2 separate regions of the Homo sapiens genome follow, and region 1 is linked to region 2. A link is an interaction called in ENCODE POLR2A ChIA-PET data of the cell type or tissue named here. Cell type or tissue: Caco-2. All regions are shown on one strand. Links, peaks and the distances in the headings refer to the core of each region. The heading gives the core; the rest is flanking DNA. Region 1 overlaps MMP15 (matrix metallopeptidase 15). Region 2 has its middle 28 kb from the start of CFAP20.

The links. ChIA-PET counts read pairs that join two places held together with the same protein. Peaks named below come from ENCODE experiments on the same cell type or tissue, not always from the same donor. Only the 100,000 strongest peaks of a DNase experiment are listed, where the experiment ranks them.
Region 1: POLR2A ChIA-PET joins it to region 2 with 6 read pairs; 5 of 35 experiments call an interaction of 5 or more read pairs at or near these places.

The regions. Positions count from the first base shown.
Region 1 is chr16:58,045,335-58,054,264 of GRCh38, forward strand. It overlaps MMP15 (matrix metallopeptidase 15), which reads left to right. Exons shown (of 10, transcript NM_002428.4): 10 at 1-1,567. The coding sequence ends at 112. Among named protein-coding and RNA genes, the nearest start is that of MMP15, 24 kb to the left of the region's middle. In Caco-2, for the core only: no CTCF peak of the experiment used is centred there; DNase peaks (open chromatin) are centred at 2,377 and 4,667.
Region 2 is chr16:58,096,736-58,105,672 of GRCh38, forward strand. No RefSeq gene overlaps it. Among named protein-coding and RNA genes, the nearest start is that of CFAP20, 28 kb to the right of the region's middle. RefSeq lists enhancers at 1,271-1,771, 1,772-2,272. In Caco-2, for the core only: a CTCF peak has its summit at 663; a DNase peak (open chromatin) is centred at 656.

The sequences.
Region 1 (8,930 bases), core at 1-8,000, 52 kb before region 2:
GCTGCTGCTGCTCTGCGTCCTGGGCCTCACCTACGCGCTGGTGCAGATGCAGCGCAAGGGTGCGCCACGTGTCCTGCTTTACTGCAAGCGCTCGCTGCAGGAGTGGGTCTGACCACCCAGCGCTCCTGCTAACGGTGCTCAGGGGGCGCCTGTGGTTCTGAGATGGCTCCCAGGGGCTCCCTCCGCCCCCAGGTAGGGGCCCCTCTCAGCCCTCACACACCCTGTCTGCCCCGCCCTCATTATTTATGTCCAGGTGTTTGTTTTGTTTTGTTTTTGGCACCTTACTTGACCATTTGTTTCTGTTTCCCCGACTGGGGCAGGGTGTTTAGAATTTTCTAAATGTAGTTCTGCTCCAGACAGGGAATTAGGCCCCCATCATCCTCTGGCTTGGCCACAGCCAGGGGAGCAGAGGGGCAGAGGCCCACATTGGAAGAGCAGCACCTCCTCAGCCTGAACCCCAGGGCTGTAACTGCCAGGCTCTCTTTGCCCAGTTGGAGACTGTCTGGCCCCCCTGGTCCCCTCCTTCCCAAGTGAGTCTCTCTGGGCCTTAGGAAGAGCCTTCCACCCAGGGGCAGCCCCAGGCCAAAGGGGACCTGGAAGGGAGGTGGGCCGTGGCCCTTGAGTCCCCATTGAGGCTTGGTTCCTTCCCAATCCAGTGGACTTCGCAGTCCACTTCTGACAGCCTCAGTGACCCTGGCTCCTTGTGCCAGAGAACCCAGCCCACCCCCGGCAGCAGCCCCCAGCTCCCACCTCCCCTTGGGCCCACACCTCCTTCCCTCTCTGGAGAAAGGGCCCTGGGCCTGCCTCACCACGGACCAAAGGGAGTCTGCCAGGGCCCCTCTCCCCAGGGAAGCAGCAGCCTCGCCCCTGGCAGAGATGCCTCCCTGAGCTAGAACCCTCTGTTCCTTCCCTGTGCCTCCTCCCTCCCTCTCCGACTCACACCACTAGCCTCAGGGGTCTGAGCTCCAGCTCCTTTGGGCTTCAGCTGCCAGTGTCCTGAGCCCCAGGGAGAGGGGGCTGGTGGGTGCCTAGGCCTGGGCAGTGGATGGCCGTGAATGGGTGCCCACAGTGTCAGGCACTGGGCATGAGGGGTTCCTCCCCTCCAGCTCCCTGTGCCCCCAGGGTCCTGGGAGGAGAGACACTGGTGGGGATAGGCCAGCCGCGCATCAGACTGTGAACCCCACGAAGGAGCCCATTGTGGCCTAAGAGGCTGCCCTCCTGTGCTCAGCCCTGAGGACAGATGCCTCCTTCCTCTTTTCCTTCCCAAAGCAAGCAAGAGGCCGTGGCTGCTGTGGGAAATGGTACTGTACAGCTGGCTCTACTTCCCCATGGCCCTGAGCGAGTGGAGTCTGCCACCCAGGATCCCCAAGGCACTTGAGGGGGAAGGATTCTGCTGGCCTCTGCGAGTGGTTTCTTGTGCACTGGCACCAAGTGCGGGTCCGGCAGCTTCTGCCCCCTGCAGAACCGGAGAGCCAGCTAAGGGGTGGGGCTGCGGGGGTTCCGTGTCCACCCCCATACATTTATTTCTGTAAATAATGTGCACTGAATAAATTGTACAGCCGGCAAATGTGTCCTTGTTTGTAAGGCCTTGGGCTGGAACCTCCAGCTGGAAGGGCGTGCAGGTGGTGGGGGTCCAGCCCATGCTAGGGTTAGGGGGCTTGACCTCAATGCCAAGGAGACCTTGTTCCAATTCCATGGGGGCTCCTTCCCGATGGCCCTTGGAAACTATGCCCTGGGAGGGGCAGAGCTTAGGGCTGCCCTCAAGAGTCCAGAAGAGGGAGAGGCAGGGCACCTGGGGTCACCCTGCCGGGGTGGGGCAGGGAGGGAGCATGGAGTTAGTTTGCCGTTTGTTCCTGCTGAGAAAAGACAACTGAGTTTGCCACAAGCCCTCCCCGTCTAGGAGTGGAGGAAGAGCCAGGCCAGTCCTCCCAGGCTGGGTTCTGAGCACTGACGGGAGCCCAGAGCCAGGCACAGAGAGAGATGGGAAATGGTGGCACTTTGATTCCAAAAGTTCCCTTCCCCACACATGCTGCTCAGAGTGGCAGGCACCCAAGACCTGCCCTTTCATCTTTGAGAAGCAGAAAATCCCACCCAGGCCTGTGCAGGGTGCAAGTGATACCCCAGGAGGGCAGGAGACTGAGGTGTCACCGTCCCTTGAGTCTGAGCATGGCTGTGGACCCGGGAGGTCCTCCTTAGCCCCCACATCCATGCTCTTGGCCAAGCCTCTTAGGTACTAGCCTGGGCCCTCAGGAAAGTGATGATTTGCTGCAGTAGGGGTCGCACCCCCACCACGGAGCAGGCCAGGCCTCTGCAAGTCCTCAGGCAGGGTCGTTCCGCCTGTTCCAGGCCCAGCTCCCACTCCCACAACCAGTCCCATCCCGTCCCGCCCCTTCCTCTCTTTGTGTTGAAACTGGCTGGGGAGAGTAGGAAGTGCTGGCCCTTGGAAACCTCGAAGGCCTCTCAGGCTCATCTAGGAAACAGCCGGTGAGCTCCCCCACCACAGGGGCCTTGGTGGCAGCAGGGGGGATTCCAAGCAGCCGCCATCTTGTCAGCTTCCCTGTGGCAGAAGCCACGGGGTCCCTCCCAGGTCTGCCTCCTACCTGAGTCCCTAGGGCCCCCCAAAAGCCCAGAGGTCACCGGGCAGGTGGAGGGCAGTGTCGGGGCCCAGGGATGAGAGGAGAGTTTGAAAGGCCTTGAGTCAAGCCCTTCCTCAGAGCCAAGGCCAGGGGAGAGAGTTGGCAGAGGCCTCACCTCCTCAGGAAACTGCCTAAAGAGGCTTCCTCCCCCAAGCTTGCTGCTAAAATCTCAGAGGCCCAGTGGCTGAAGGCACGGCCCATCCGAGAGCCCTATCTATCTATCCTTGCGGGGGGGCTTTGCATGAGGAGGGGTGGGTGGGGCAGCTAGGCCCTGACTCCCCCACGTCCAGAGAGCCCAGATCCCAGGCCTGCCTGAGGCCTAACCCCCGTCCCTTCTCCCCGGGATTAAACAGGAGCCTGCACCTTTAAATCGTTTTTTTGTTTGTTTGTCTTTTAATGTGACTGTAACCTAAACTCACCTTGGGCCCCTCACAGCCCCCATTCCCTCAGCATCCTTTTTTCCTTTACATTTTTACTAATTCCCAGCTGCAAAAACTAAGACATTAAAGATAAGCAAAAAGAAGAAAAGTCTCAGTTGCCATAATCTCTCAGCCTGTGTTGACAATTTGACATGTTTCCTTATAACTTTATTTTCCTGCATTTGCAAGGCTTGGAGTTTTAGAGTCTAAAACATCCAGTGCCTGAGCCCTGGTGCTGCAGCCTGTGGGAGGTGGACAGAGGATGCTGGGTGGCTGCAAGGTGTTGGCAACCTTGCAGGCAAGGGCCTGGCACCGGGCACGTGCTCAATGTGTGATCGTGACCCCAAGGCTGACAAGCTCCCCATCTACATTTTACTCAGGAGAGCAGAGGCTCAGGTGAAGTGACTTGGCCAAGGTCACACAGCTAGGAAATGGCCATGCCAGGATTAGGACCCAGCTGGACCAACTTGCACCACAGTCCAGCTCTACCCGACCCTGGTGCTGCCGGAGCATCGGGACAGGGGCAAGGTGGCCCCTGCCCATCAGCCTTCCTCCCCGCACATTCTATGCATCGAAGACCCCAGGGCCACCAACAGAGCCTTCTTTCAGGCCGGGGCAGGGGCTGAATTGGCTGCTTTCTCCCCCTTCAACTTGGCAGAAAAGCCTTTTTGTTGTGGCTCACACAGAGGCCATTCTCCTCCAGCTCACGGGAAGGAATGCCGGCTTCCTGCGCATCCACAGTGCCCAGGCCACAGTGGGGTCCTGCGTGTAGGTCCCAGAGGAGCCCCTCCACACCCTCCAGCCCTGCCTCTGGGGACTTCAGCTCCCAGACTTTCTTCCTTACCCTTGACAATTTGAGGAACCACACAGGGAGGTAGGGGACAGCCCCCCTCGGCTACCTCGGTAAATGCCGGGGATTTTAAGCCTCACAGCACTTTCAAGACGCAGCAGTTCCACCCTCAGCTGACTTCTCAAGTGGCCTCATGACCCACAAAGTGCTGGCAGAGGCCCCTGCCAGGCTTCTCGCCCTGTCTCAAATGTCCCCTGCACTTGCCTGCCTCTATGCCTTTCCTTACACTGTTCCCTCCCCTGGAAAACTTTTCCCTGTACATCTCATCCTGTGCAAATGGCATAGACCCTTCAAGACCCAGTGTGTGGCTTCCGCCTCCCAGCTTCCTGCCTGCCTTCCTCAAGGTTGTTGTTTCCTTCTGCCTCTGGCTCCACAGCACATGGATCTCCTCAGCTCTAGCCCAGCCTGCCCCTTGTTCCAGGCACCCAGACACTGACCATGGCTCCATCACTCAGGGTGGGGGTGCGTCCTTGGGCAAGTACCTCCACCTCACTAAGCTGATTCCCCATCCGTACAATGGGCACGCAGGCATGCCTATTCCATCATGTGGCTTGGTGGAGCTGATGCTTAGGAACACGTAGAACAGCTCCTGGCTTGTGAAAGGCTCTCGATGGTTCATTACCAATATCCTTACTCTAAGTGCAGGTACCTGGTAGGCACTGGGGTGGTGTCTGTTTCCTGCCTGTGGGATGGGGTCACAGGTCGGCCAGCCTGAGGACAGGTGCCTGGGAAGAGGGACATTCCTGTCCCACCCGCTTCCCTCCCAGCTGCCGAGGCCTCACCCCACTGGGCCCTGGGGACAGGGCTGCCCTGCCCCAGCTCCTCCCTCACCGAAACACTTGCCCTTCTTCCCAGACTCTGGGTCCAAGCCCCAAGCTCAGGTTTCCTCTCCAAGCACCTCTGACACCTCCCACCCCCAACGTCTTTCACCCACTCCAGTCTTCGCCAGAAATAGCCTTGCAACTCCCCTCCACTGACAGTCAAGCTCAGAGGCCTCTCTTGGACAAATAATATTACTCCCCTCTTGACACGGGTCACAGCATGATTTCTTAATGGGATCAACTGGATTCCATTTAAAACTGTTCAGAAACAGGGCAAGGTGGTGCATGCCTGTAGTCCCAGCTACTCAGGAGGTTGAGGCAGGAATTCGAGGCTACAGTGAACTATGACCATGCCATTGCACTCCAGCTTGAGTGACAGAGCAAGACCTCGACTCTTAAAAAAAAAAAAAAAAAAGAGAGATTAAAAAAAACAGAGAGAGAGAAAGGCTGGGCATGGTGGCTCACGCCTGTAATCCCAGCACTTTGGGAGGCCGAGGCAGGTGGATCATCTGAGGTCAGGAGTTCAAGACCAGTCTGGCCAACGTGGTAAAACCCAGTATCTACTAAAAATACAAAAATTAGCCGGGTGTGGTGGTAGGCGCCTGTAATCCCAGCTGCTCAGGAGGCTGAGGCAAGGAGAATTGCTTGAACCTAGGAGGCGGAGGTTGCAGCTAGCCCAGATCTCACCACTGCACTCCAGCCTTCGTGACAGAGCAAGACTGTCTTAAAAAAAAAAAAAAGTCAAACTAAAAATATTTGAAAGAGATTTATTCTGAGCCAAATATGAGTGACCAATGGCCTGTGACACAGCTCTCAGGAGACCCTGAGAACATGTGCCCAAGGTGGTCAGGGCACAGCTTAGTTGTATGCATTTTGGGGAGACATGAAACATCAATCAAATACAGTTAAGATAAACGTCAGTTTGGTCCAGAAAGGCAAGACAGCTCAAAGTGGGGGCTTCCAAGTTATACATAGATTTTAAATTTTACTGCTTGGCAATTTGTTGAAAGAGTTATTATCTATAGAAAGGAATGTCTGGGTTGCAATAAATGGTTGTGGAAACCAAGGTTTCATCATGCAGATGAAGCCTCCAGGTAGCAGGCTTTCCGAGACAGTGGATTGTAAACTTTTTTTTTTTAATCAGACTTGAGATCTATGTTGATGCTAAATGCTGGTTGGCTTTTCCTGAATTCCAAAAGGGAAAAGGGTATAAGGAGGCATGTCCGACCCCCCCACCCTTTCCGTCATGGCCTCTAGCAGTTTTTCAGGTTAACTTTGGAGTGCCTTTGGCCAAAAGGAGGGAGCCCATTCAGATGACTGGGGGGAGGGGGCTTAGAATTTCATTTTTGGTGGAAGAAAGGAAGGAGGAAGAAAGGAAGGGAGGGAGAGAGAGAGGAAAGGAAGGAGGAAGAAAGGAAGGGAGGGAGAGAGAGAGGGATGGAAAGAAGGAAGAAGGGAAAGAAGGAGAAAGGGAGGGAGGAAGGAAAGAAGGAAGGGAGGAAGGGAAGGTGGGAGGGAGGGAGGGAATAAAGAAGGAAGGAAGGCCGGAGGGAGGGAAGGAAGAAGGAAGGAAGGAAGGAAGGAGGGAAGGAATTCCTCTGAGCCAGTGATGCAGCACTATCCTACAACCTGTAGACTCCAGCCCAATCAATGTCTCTTTACAAATGGGGATACTGAGGCCTGGAGAGGGGGTTGATGAGGCCATAGTCACCTACTGTTTGAACTGTGTCTTCTGATCCCCAGGCAGGACTCTCCTCCCACCCTCCCCTATCTTACCCCCCAAGCCCTGACCTCCCCACCCCCATGGAGGACCCCCCCTCATCTGTTCTTCTGCAGAACCAAGGGCAGTGGGTTGTGATTAATTCAGCTTTCCTGATAAAGGGCAGTCCTGTGCTTCCTGGAGCACGAGTTTCCAGCGGCTAGTGAGGAGGAGCTCTGCTTGGCCTCCCCTCCCTCTGCCAGTGGCCCCTGCGTTGTCCTGTAAGAACAACCCCCCCTCCTTCTCAGTGCATGGACTCTGGCAGAGCTGACTGCTCACCCAGTGATGGCTGGATGGGCTTGTGCCCCAGGACCAGCCAGCAGCCCCCGAGTGCCTGGTGCAGGGGTAGGGAGGAAACCCAAGCCTAGCCCATCAGGGCCTCCCTGGGACTTTTCCTGGAGCCCCTGGGAGAGAGAAACCTGTGTCCACTGGGATTGCTGAGCTCCTGGGATGTGAGCCTGGAGCCCTTGACAGGTCATCTTGCCCCCACAGGGAGAGAGCCTGCCCCGGAGTGAAGCCAGTACAGAAGAAAACAGAGCCTTGAAGTGGCACAGAGCTGTGGAAAGGGATCATCTGAGCACCTGGATCCAGCCGTGCCTAAAGGCTCGTGGCCCGACTTTGCAGTTTCATGTACTGATCAACTCACTTTCTGAAGCCAGTGTGAGCTGTCAGGTTCTGGTTTGGTTTAGTTTTTTTGTTTGTTTGTTTGTTTGTTTTTTGTTTGTTTGTTTGAGATGGAGTCTCACTCTATTGCCCAGGCTGGGGTGCAGTGGCACGATCTCGGCTCACTGCAGCCTCCACCTCCCAGGTTCGAGTGATTATCCTGCCTCAGCCTCCCGCGTAGCTGTGACTACAGTCACACGCCACCATGCCCACCCGGCTAATTTTCTTTCTTTCTTTCTTTTTTTTTTTTTTTTGTATTTTTAGTAGAGACAGGGGTTTACCATGTTGGCCAGACTGGTCTTGACCTCCTGACCTCAAGTTATCTGCCTGCCTCAGCCTCCCAAATTGCTGGGATTACAGGTGTGAGCCACCATGCCTGGCCCCAGTTTGGTTTGGTTTTTAAATTTTTGCCTTGACGATGTCCTAGGGTAGCTTGAGTTCCAAATTCAAGCCTCCCTTCAGGCATTTTTATTGGCCACCTAAGACTCCTCAGGAGCTTGCCAAACTCCAGGACCACAAGGCGCCCATCTCTTCATCCGTCAAAAGTATACTGAGAACCAGGGTTCCCTCTGGGGTCTCTGGCACAACCCCACAGTTGCTCTTCGCAAGAGCCCCTGGGGATCAAGTAGACAAAGGGTGGAAGGTAGGGGGTGGGGCGAGGCAGGAGACATCAAGTTAACTGTTACGTGGGCTTTTTTGTTTGTTTGTTTTGAGACGGAGTCTCGCTCTGTCTCGCAGGCTGGAGTGTGGTGGTGTGATCTCCGCTCACTGCAAGCTCCGCCTCCCGGGTTTACGCCATTCTCCTGCCTCAGCCTCTGGGTAGCTGGGACTACAGGCGCCTGCCGCCATCAGGCCAGGCTCATTTTTTTGTATTTTCAGTAGAGACAGGGTTTCACCATGTTAGTCAGGGTGGTCTCGATCTCCTGACCTCGTGATCCGCCCGCCTCGGCCTCCCAAAGTGCCGGGATTACAGGCGTGAGCCACCGCGCCCGGCCACATGGGCTTTTTCAGATTACATAAAGAAATACGTGGTCAGCCACCACAGACAGTGAGGAAGCCACAAAAAAGCCAGAAATGGCCGGGCATGACTCATGCCTGTAATCCCAGCACTAAGGGAGGCTGAGGCGGGAGGAACCCTTGAGCTTAGGTGTTCGAGACCAGCCTGAGCAACACGGCGAAACGCCATCTCTACAAAAAAAAAAAATTTTTAATTAGCTGGGCATGATGGTATGTGTCTGTAGTCCCAGCTACTCAGGAGGCCAAAGTGGGAGAATCACGTGAGTCCAGGAGTTTGAGTTTGTGGTGAGCTGTGATTGCGCCACTGCACTCCAGCCTGGGCAACACAGCAAGACCCCCCGTCTCAAAAAAGAAAAGGCAAAAAAGACCATGAAAAATGCGAGCAATCTCTACTCTCCCACCAAACATCCTTGACACTTTAATGTAAATCCTCCAGGCTTTTCCTTATGAGGATATACTAATGTATATATATATATAGAGAGAGAGACAGAGAGAGAGAGTCTCGCTCTGTCACCCAGGCTGGCATGCAGTGGCACCATCTCGGCTCACTGCAACCTCCGCCTCCTGGGTTCAAGCGATTCTTCTGCCTCAGCCTCCTGAGTAGCTGGGACTACAGGCTCATGTCACCACACCCAGCTAATTTCTGTATTTTTAGTAGAGACAGGGTGTCACCATATTGGCCAGGCTGGTCTCGAACTCCTGACCTCGGCCTCCCAAAGTGCTGGGATTACAGACGTGAGCCACTGCGCCCAGCCATATTTTATT
Region 2 (8,937 bases), core at 495-8,494:
CTGCAACCTCAGCACCTCATCTGTCAAAAAGGACAGTACCACCTGTCCAGCAGGTGCATCTGTGAGGAACAGGTGAGAGTGTACAGGAAGGGGCTCCCAGGACCTGAGCTGCAAAGCTGCAGGCATAAATGTCACCCCTGCCCCGCTGCCAAGGCTGGAAGCAGGCAGGAAGTGAGGAATGGGAATGCCAGAAAAGAGCTCACCCCTGCCCCACTCCCCCAAAGCTGGAGGAAAAGGCTGAGCCGGGGGCCGCCAAGGCCATGAGTCAGCCTCCCCTGAAAAGCCAGGCAGGGGGCCCATGTCCTCCTCCATGGGTGGGGAGGGTCTCCCTGGGGAAGAGCAAAGCCACCCAGGCCAGGAGCCATGTGGAATTCATCTCTCCCAAGCCTATGGAAGGGTCTAGAGTGATGCTGACAGCAGCCGACTGGACTGCACCGGCCCCTGGAAAAGGGGATTTCCTTACAAAGGCCAAGCTTGGTGCCCCCTTGGGGGCTACCTACCCCCTTCTCTCAGACTACTTGGCATGGCCCCCTCCATCCTGCCACCCCCATCCCCCGGCAGCCCTCACAGTGCCCAAAGGGCCCTTCTGAGCCAAGAACAGGGCTTCAGAGAACAGCAAGGCAGCCCCTTCCCGGTGCAGATGGGGAAATCGCCACAGGGGGCAGCACTGAGCGGCCAGGGGCTGCACGGCCAGCTAGTGGAAGGGCTGGAGATGGGGCCCAGCTGGGCCTGGCCCTTGGCTCTGCCCTGAAGACAACTCACTCAGGTGCATCCGCCCCCTGTGCTGCCGGGTTGGACCCTCTGGCACAAGCAGGCTCTGACCCCAGAGTGGGGACACCATTCATTGCCCCGTTTCACCCGATCTCTCACCAGCCCCCACCCACCCGTTGCTCCAGCCACAGGAACTTCTTGCAGTTCCCTCAAACTGGCCAGGCTGTCTCCAGCCTCTCCAGGTCCAGGCCTTTTTGTTTCTTTTTTCTTTCTTTTCTTTTCTTTTTTTTTTTTTTTTTTTTTTTTTTTTTTTTTTTTTTGAGACAGGGTCTTGCTCTGTCACCAAGGCTGGAGTGCAGTGGCGTGATCACTGCTTATGCAGCCTTGACCTCCCAGGCTCCAGTGATCTTCCCGCCTCAGCCTCCCAAATAGCTGGGACTACAGGCATGCCACCACATCCAGCTAATTATTTTATTTTTTGTAGAGATGGGGTTTCACCATGTTGCCCAGGCTGGTCTCGAACTCCTGAGCTAAAGTGATCCACCTGCCTTGGCCTCCCAAAGTGTTGGGATTAAAGGCACGAGCTACAGCACCCGGCCCCTCCAGGCCTTTGTCCATGGTGTTTCTTTTGCCTAGAAATGTGTTTCACCTCCTTTCCCTGGTCAGCTTGTACCCATCCCTCAGCTTTCAGTGCAGACAGTAGACATGGCTTCCTCCGAGAAGCGCTCCCTCTTTCCTCTCACCTGCCCCCATGAAGGTGGGGTTACAAGCCCCTCTCTGGACTCCCACTCAACAGGAAAGCTACTCTGCAGTGCCCATGGCTCAGCCCCAGATCCTAGCAGCACAGCCAGTACACAGCAGTGGCTCACTGTTTGCTCACTGAGGGGACCAGTGAACAACAAGGAATGGACACTCACGGTGGGGGGGCTCCAGGATGAGAGCAGGTGCAACTCCCTCCTCTCCCACTCCCTCCTCTGGCCACTCCAGGTGCTGGGGAGCTGGAAGGGAGACTGAGAGGGGCAGGAGCTGCCACTCTCGCCCTGTGTGTGGCCTCCCCTTGGACAGGCCTACTCCACCCTCTGCTCGTCAGACTCTTTCTCACTTCTGCTCCAGAGCCCCCGCGGCTCTCCTCTTCTTCATCTCTGTTTTCCTCTTCAAATTCCAGAGAGAGGAATCCAACAGCCGTGGCCTGGCACTGGCCAGCCCAGGAGATCATCATGCAATCGTCTTCAGCCAGCAGCCCAGGGCAGGTCCACACCCCAGGGTGATTCACTCAGAAATCCACTCATTCTTTCATCCCTGTGCCAGGCACTGTCCTGGGGGCAGGGGATCCAGCAGGGAAGAAACAGATGCGGCCCTGCCCTCCCGGGGCAGACAGTCCATGGAGACTCTTCTCTCCTCCCCACGTTTCTAGGAGCCTCAGTCTTCCCACCTGGTGAAGATTTCTTCATTTCTCCTCTCCTCGCCATAAAACCCTTCTATGCAGCTGAGACACAGTTGGGGGCCCAAGAAGGAGGCCAACCACAAGGACCACATGAGGACCCTAAGACAATGACAACTACAGTTACCATGACAACACTCACTGTGGACTGACTCCTGCCTCAAGGCTGTTCCATCTGCTATCAGTGAATCCCCGCCATGCCCTAGGAAGGTGCACGTGGCTGTTATTCCCATTTCTGTGAAACAGGAAAGCACAGTGAGGTTCATGTCACATCCTCAGGTCTCAGAGCTCAGGTTGGTAAGCACTGGAGCCAGGTTTATTCCAAGTCATCACGCCCTGAAGGGAAGGGCTGAGCCACTGAGCCACTTGGTTTTTCCCACTCAGAAGGGCACATCCATTGGTTCATTGCCCTGCAATGATCCTGCGCCATCAGAGGTGTAAGGCCTCCACTAAGCCTGCCTTCTGGATGGAAGAAGGTGTTGGGCAGGGCCTGCCTGGAAGAGGGGGACAATCACCACCCTTGCCTAGCCAGCCCCTTACGAGGAGAGACACTACCCTCCCCCAGCAGCCCAGCCTCAGTCTCAGGGACCTCTTTTCCTTCTCCACTGTTGCCAGTGGCACAGGGGCCAGTGCGGGGAGCTGTGCCCACTTTACCATCCCATGCTCAGGACACCAGATCTATTTCCGACATTTCACACCTCTGGCCTCTGGCCTCCCTGGCCCGTCTCTATCCTCTGCAGCCCCCATTGCAGCCAGGGTGGCCTCCTGCTCCCCAGCAACCCCTGTGGCCATGTGGGCTGCCCTCGTCAGGCTCACCCCACTGCTGGGCCCGACAAGGCCATCCATGTGTCCCAGTTGGAAGCTAGTGATCAACTCAAAATAACTACTCCCCTCCACTCTGACACAACTGTCTTCCCCAGAAGGACAACAGCTGCAAGGGATTAGAGCTGGGGATGGAAGGAGAGAACCCCCCACCCACAGCCCCAAGCCCACGGAGCTGGAGCAGGTGGCAGCGACGTGGGGTGAGGAGCCTGTGTCTAGGGCTGCCCTGTCTTCTGGAAAAAGTTCCTCTCCCCCTGGAGCTGGAGAAGGTGAAAGAGGGGATCTGGAGGGTGCAGCCTCCCCTACCCTAGCACCCCAGCCTGGCCCACGTGTGGCTGGAACCCGCCTGCCTCCAAGCCTGGGGCTGCAGCCTGGAAATCGATGGGAGGGAACCACGTGCTCCTGCTTACCCAAAAGCTGGCTGTCCCGAGCCTGGGCCTCTTGATTCGCTCCACTTGGTTCTCCTTCCCCCCACAGCCTGGTGCCACACCTCCTAGTCCTTCCTCCACAAAGCCTTCCTCCACACCACCACCCAAAGTCCAGAATCACACAGTTCACCCACCCCCACACTCTCTCTAACTGTATTTCTAGAGGGGAACACTTCCCTGGGTGAGGATGACACCCCTGTCCCTTTCCTGGGAAAGCTTGATCACTTTCTCCCTCCGGGTCACAAGGGTTTTCAGGGCCACATTTTCAGGCCACCTCCCGAGCACATATGAAGAGAGGTGGCATCAAAACAGACCTCCACCTGGCAGGTAGTCCTTGACCTTCCTGCCTTTACTGAGCCTTTTTCCTCCCCCTCATCCTTCTAGCTTTAAGAAAACATCGGCTGGGCGACGTGTCTCCTGCCTATAATCAAAGCCCTTTAGGAGGGTGAGGTGGGAGGGTTGCTTGAGGCCAGGAGTTCAAGACAAACCTGGTCAACAGAGCAAGACCTCATCTCTACAAAAAAAAATTTAAAAAACTTGGCCGAGTATGGTGGTGCATGCCTGTAGTCCCAGCTACTCAGGAAGTTGAGGTGGGAGGATCGCTTGAGCCTAGGAGGTTGAGGCTGCAGTGAGCTGTGATCGTGCCACTGCACTCTAGCCTGGGTGACAGAGCAAGACCCTGTCTCTAAAAAAGGAAAACTTCACATTATATGCACTTTTGGTAAACCTCATATCCTTTTAGGAACTGAAATGAGATACACATTAATAAATGAATAAATATTACCTGCTTTCTCCAGACTGTCCTTTAATGCATCTTTTCCTCTCCTTGCTCAAGGACACTTGGGGTCTGAGGAGAAGGGGCAGGTACTGAGACGAGGGGACTGGGTGCTCCTCTAGGACCTGAGCCACTCAGGTTTTTGTAATCAGCTGCTCTCTGAGGAAGCACCTGAAACTTCATGGCTTGAAACCACCACCATCGTATTTGCTCCCAATTCTTCCCTTTTTTTTGAAACAGAGTTTCACTCTTGTTGCCCAGGCTGGAGTGCAGTGGCACAATCTCGGCTCACTGCAATCTCCGCCTCCGAGATTCAAGCAATTGTCCTGTCTCAGCCTCCCAAGTAGCTGGGATTACAGGCGCATGCCACCATGCCCAGCTAATTTTTGTATTTTTAGTAGAGACAGGGTTTCATCATGTTGGCGCTGGTCTCAATCTCCTGACCTCAGGTGATCTGCCCACCTCGGCCTCCCCAAAGTGCTGGGATTACAGGTGTGAGCCACAACACCTGGCCTTGTTTTTTTTTTTTTTTTTGTTGTTGTTGTTGTTTTATTTTTTTGAGACGGAGTCTCACTCTGTCACCCAGGCTGGAGTGCAGTGGTGCAATCTCGGCTCACTGTAAACCTCTGCCACCCAGGTTCAAGTGATTCTCCTGCCTCAGCCTCCTGAGTAGCTGGGATTACAGACGTGCACCACCACGCCCAGCTAATTTTTGTATATATATATTTATTAATAGTGATGAAGTTTTATCATGTTGGCCAGGCTGGTCTCAAACTCCTGATCTCAAGTGATCCACCCGCCTCGGCCTCCCAAAGTGCTGGGATTACAGTCGTGAGCCACCATGCCCAGTTCCCTTTTGGCTGAACTCTCTGGGCAGTCCTTCTGCTGGGCTGGCTGATGACCACCCGTGTACCTGTGTTCACAGATAGCTGAAGCCGGGCCTCCCTCTTCTTCTCCACATGCCTCTCCCTGTGGTCTCCTGACATGATCTCTAGGGTAAGTCTAAGGTAGCCAGACTTCTTTTTTTGTTTGTTTGTTTGTTTGTTTGTTTTAGACACAGGGTCTTACTCTGTCGTTTAGACTGGGGTGCAGTGACACGATCACAGCTCTCTGCAGCTTCAACTTCCTAGGCTCAAGTGATCCTCCCACCTCAGCCTCCAAAGTAGTTGGGTCTACAGGTGCATGCCACCACACCTGGGTAACTTTTTTTTTTTTTTTTTTTGAGACAGAGTCTTGCTCTGTCGCCCAGGCTGGAATGCAGTGGCACAATCTCGGCTCACTGCAAGCTCTGCCTCCCAGGTTCATGCCATTCTCCTGCCTCAGCCTCTCGAGTAGCTGGGGCTACAGGCGCCCGCCACCATGCCCAGCTAATTTTTTGTATTTTTAGTAAAGACGAGGTTTCACCATATTAGCCAGCATGGTCTCGATCTCCTGACCTCGTGATCAGCCCGCATCGGCTTCCCAAAGTGCTGGGATTACAGGTGTGAGCCACCGCGCCCGGCCGTTTTTTTTTTTGTTTGTTTTTTTTTTTTGAGACAGAGTCTCATTCTGTCACCCAGGCTGGAGTACAGTGGAGCGATCTCAGCTCACTGCAACCTCTGCCTCCTGTGTTTAAGCGATTCTCATGCCTCAGCTTCCCAAGTAGCTGGGCTTACAGGAGGACACCACCACACCCGGCTAATTTTTGTAAAAAAAATAATAATTTTAAAAATTATTTGTAGAGACAGGGGTCTCCCTATGTTGCCCAGTATGGTGTCAAACTCCTGGGCTCAAGTGATCCTCCGGCCTTGGCCTCCCACAGTGCTAGGATTACAGGTGTGAGCCACCATGCCCGGCCTATGCTAGCCAGACTTCTGATGTGGCTGCTCAGGGCTTCTGAGAACACAAAAGCAGGAGCTGCTAGGCCTCCTGATGGCTTAGGCTGGGACCTGGCACGGAATGTCACTTCTGCCACGTTCTGTAGTTAAGCATGTCATGGGGCCAGCCCAAGCTCAAGGGGAAATACATGAGGCGAGACAAGAATACTAAGAGGCCGCATTCATTGGGGGTCAACAAATTGACAGACTATAGTGACATACACAGAACTGAGCGGTGCATGAAAAATTCTAACAATGGTAATTTGGGGTCGTGGGAATGAGGGTACTTTGTGCTTTCCTATTTTTACATTTGAAAAAAGACAGGAAATAAAGGGGAGGCTGAAACAAGGCATCCAGCTCAGCGTCTGAGCAGAGCTGTCTCAGGCAGCTGTCACTGCAGGCCCCCTCGGTCCCCGGGGAGTTAGGGCCTCCTGAGGCCCCAACGTGGGAGAGGGCAGGGGAGCTGTCCCTGACTGTCAGGGCCTATCAGTGTGGCAAAAGGGCTCTTGTGCTGGGCCTGTCATTCACAACAGGCCTGATATGAGACATCGTGTCTGAGTGAGGTTACTCAGTGGCCAAGGCATCCTGTCAAAGCCAAAGAAGGTAATGTGCGTCACTCGTCACATAGGTCTCAACTCGGGCCCCATTCCTGAGGCTCAATGCCTATAATGCACCTTAAGTGTTATCTATTTATTTATTTATTTATTTTTGAGATAGAGTCTCACTCTGTCGCCCAGGCTGGAGTGCAGTGGCGCGATCTTGGCTCACTGCAACCTCCACCTCCCAGATTCAAGCGATTCTCCTGCCTCAGCCTTCCAAGTAGCTGGGATTACAGGCATGCGCCACCACACCTGGCTAATTTTTATATTTTTAGTAGAGATGAGGTTTTGCCATGTTGGCCAGGCTGGTTTTGAACTCCTGACTTCAGGTGATCCACCTGCCTCAGCCTCCCAAAGTGCTGGGATAACAGGTGTGAGCTACCGCTCCTCGCCTGTTTTGATTTTTTTAGAGATGAGGTCTCACTCTATGACCCAGGCTAGAGTGCCGTGGCACAATCAGAGCTCACTGCAGCCTCAAACTCCTGGGCTCAAGTGATCCTCCCATCTCAGCCTCCTGAGTAGCTGGGACCACAGGCATGTGCCACCATGCCTGGCTCTCTTGTTTTTCAATGAATCTTCTAATCTCTTCCTTCTAGAGTGGTCCATGGACCAGCAGTGTGGGTATGACCCATGAGCTCATTAGAAATGCAGAATCTAGGGTCTCATCCCAGACCTGCTGAGTCAGAATTTGTATTTTAAGGCCAGGCCTGGTGGTGCACATCTGTAATCCCAACACTTTGGGAGGCCGAGGAGGGTGGATTGCTTGAGGCCAGTAGTTCGAGACCAGCCTGGGTAATATGGTGAAACCTGTCTCTATTAAAAATACAAAAAATTAGCCAGTCATGGTGGCAGGCACCTGTAATCCCAGCTACTCAGGAGGCTGAGGCAGGAGAATTGCTTGAACCTGGGAGGCAGAGGTTGCAGTGAGCCAAGATCATGCCATTGCACTACAGCCTGGGCAACAGGGTGAGACGCCATCTCAAAAAAAAAATAAGAATTTGCATTTTAATAACATCCCTAGGTGATTCCTGTGCACATTAATGTTTGAGAAGCCTGCTCAAATCATCTTATTAAGGTCACCATTATACTACATTGCATTTTTTTTGGTGGTAGTGATAACATCTCATTTTATTCAACGCAAGCATTTAAAACAGCATTGTCCAGTAGAAATTGCCTTTACCTGCACTGCCCAATGTGGAGGTCGCCAGCCATGTGTAGCTACAGAACACTTGAAATGTGTCTAGTATGATAGAACTGAATCTTAAATTTTATTTAAAGTTAATTAATAAAATCTTAATTTAAGGCTGGGCGCAGTGGCTCACGCCTGTAATCCCAGCACTTTGAGAGGCCAAGGTGGGAGGATCACCTGAGGTCAGGAGTTCGAGACCAGCCTGGCCAACATCGTGAAACCACGTCTCCATTAAAAATACAAAAATTAGCTGGGTATGGTGGCGGGCGCCTGTAAACCCACTTACTCAGGAGGCTGAGGCAGGAGAATCGCTTGAGCCCAGGAGGCAGAGGTTGCCATGAGCCGAGATCATGCCCCTGCACTCCAGCCTGGGTGACAGAGCGAGACTGCATCTCCAATAAATAAATAAATGAAAATAAATTTTAAGTAGCCACACAGCTAATGGCTACCATATTAGATGGCATGAATTAAAAATCTACTTTGTGTTTTGGCCGGGCGTGGTGGCTCATGCCTGTAATCCCAGCACTTTGGGAGGCCAAGGCAGGCAGATCACAAGATCAAGAGATCAAGACCATCCTGACCAACATGGTGAAACCCTGTCTCTACTAAAAATGCAAAAAATTACCTGGGCGTGGTGGCGAGTGCCTGTAGTCCCAGCTACTTGGGAGGCTGAGGCAGGAGAATCACTTGAACCCAGGAGGTGGAGGTTGCAGTGAGCCGAGATGGCACCACTGCACTCCAGCCTGGGTGACAAGAGCGAGATTCTGTCTCAAAAAAAAAAAAAAATCTACTTTGTGTTTTAATGGCTCATAAACCGCTTGGGTGCGGTGGCTCATGCCTGTAACCCCAACATTTTGGGAGGCTGAGGCAGGCAGATCACGAGGTCAGGAGTTCGAGACCAGCCTCGCCAACATGGTGAAACCTCATCTCTACTAAAGATACAAAAAATTAGAGGTGTGGTGCGCGCCTCTAATCCCAGCTACTCAGGAGCCTGAGGCAGGAGAATCACTTGAACCCGGGAGGCGAAGGTTGCAGTGAGCTGAGATCACGCCATTGCACTGCAGCCTGGGCGACAGGGTGAGACTCTTGTCTCAAAAAAAGAAAGAAAGAAAGAAA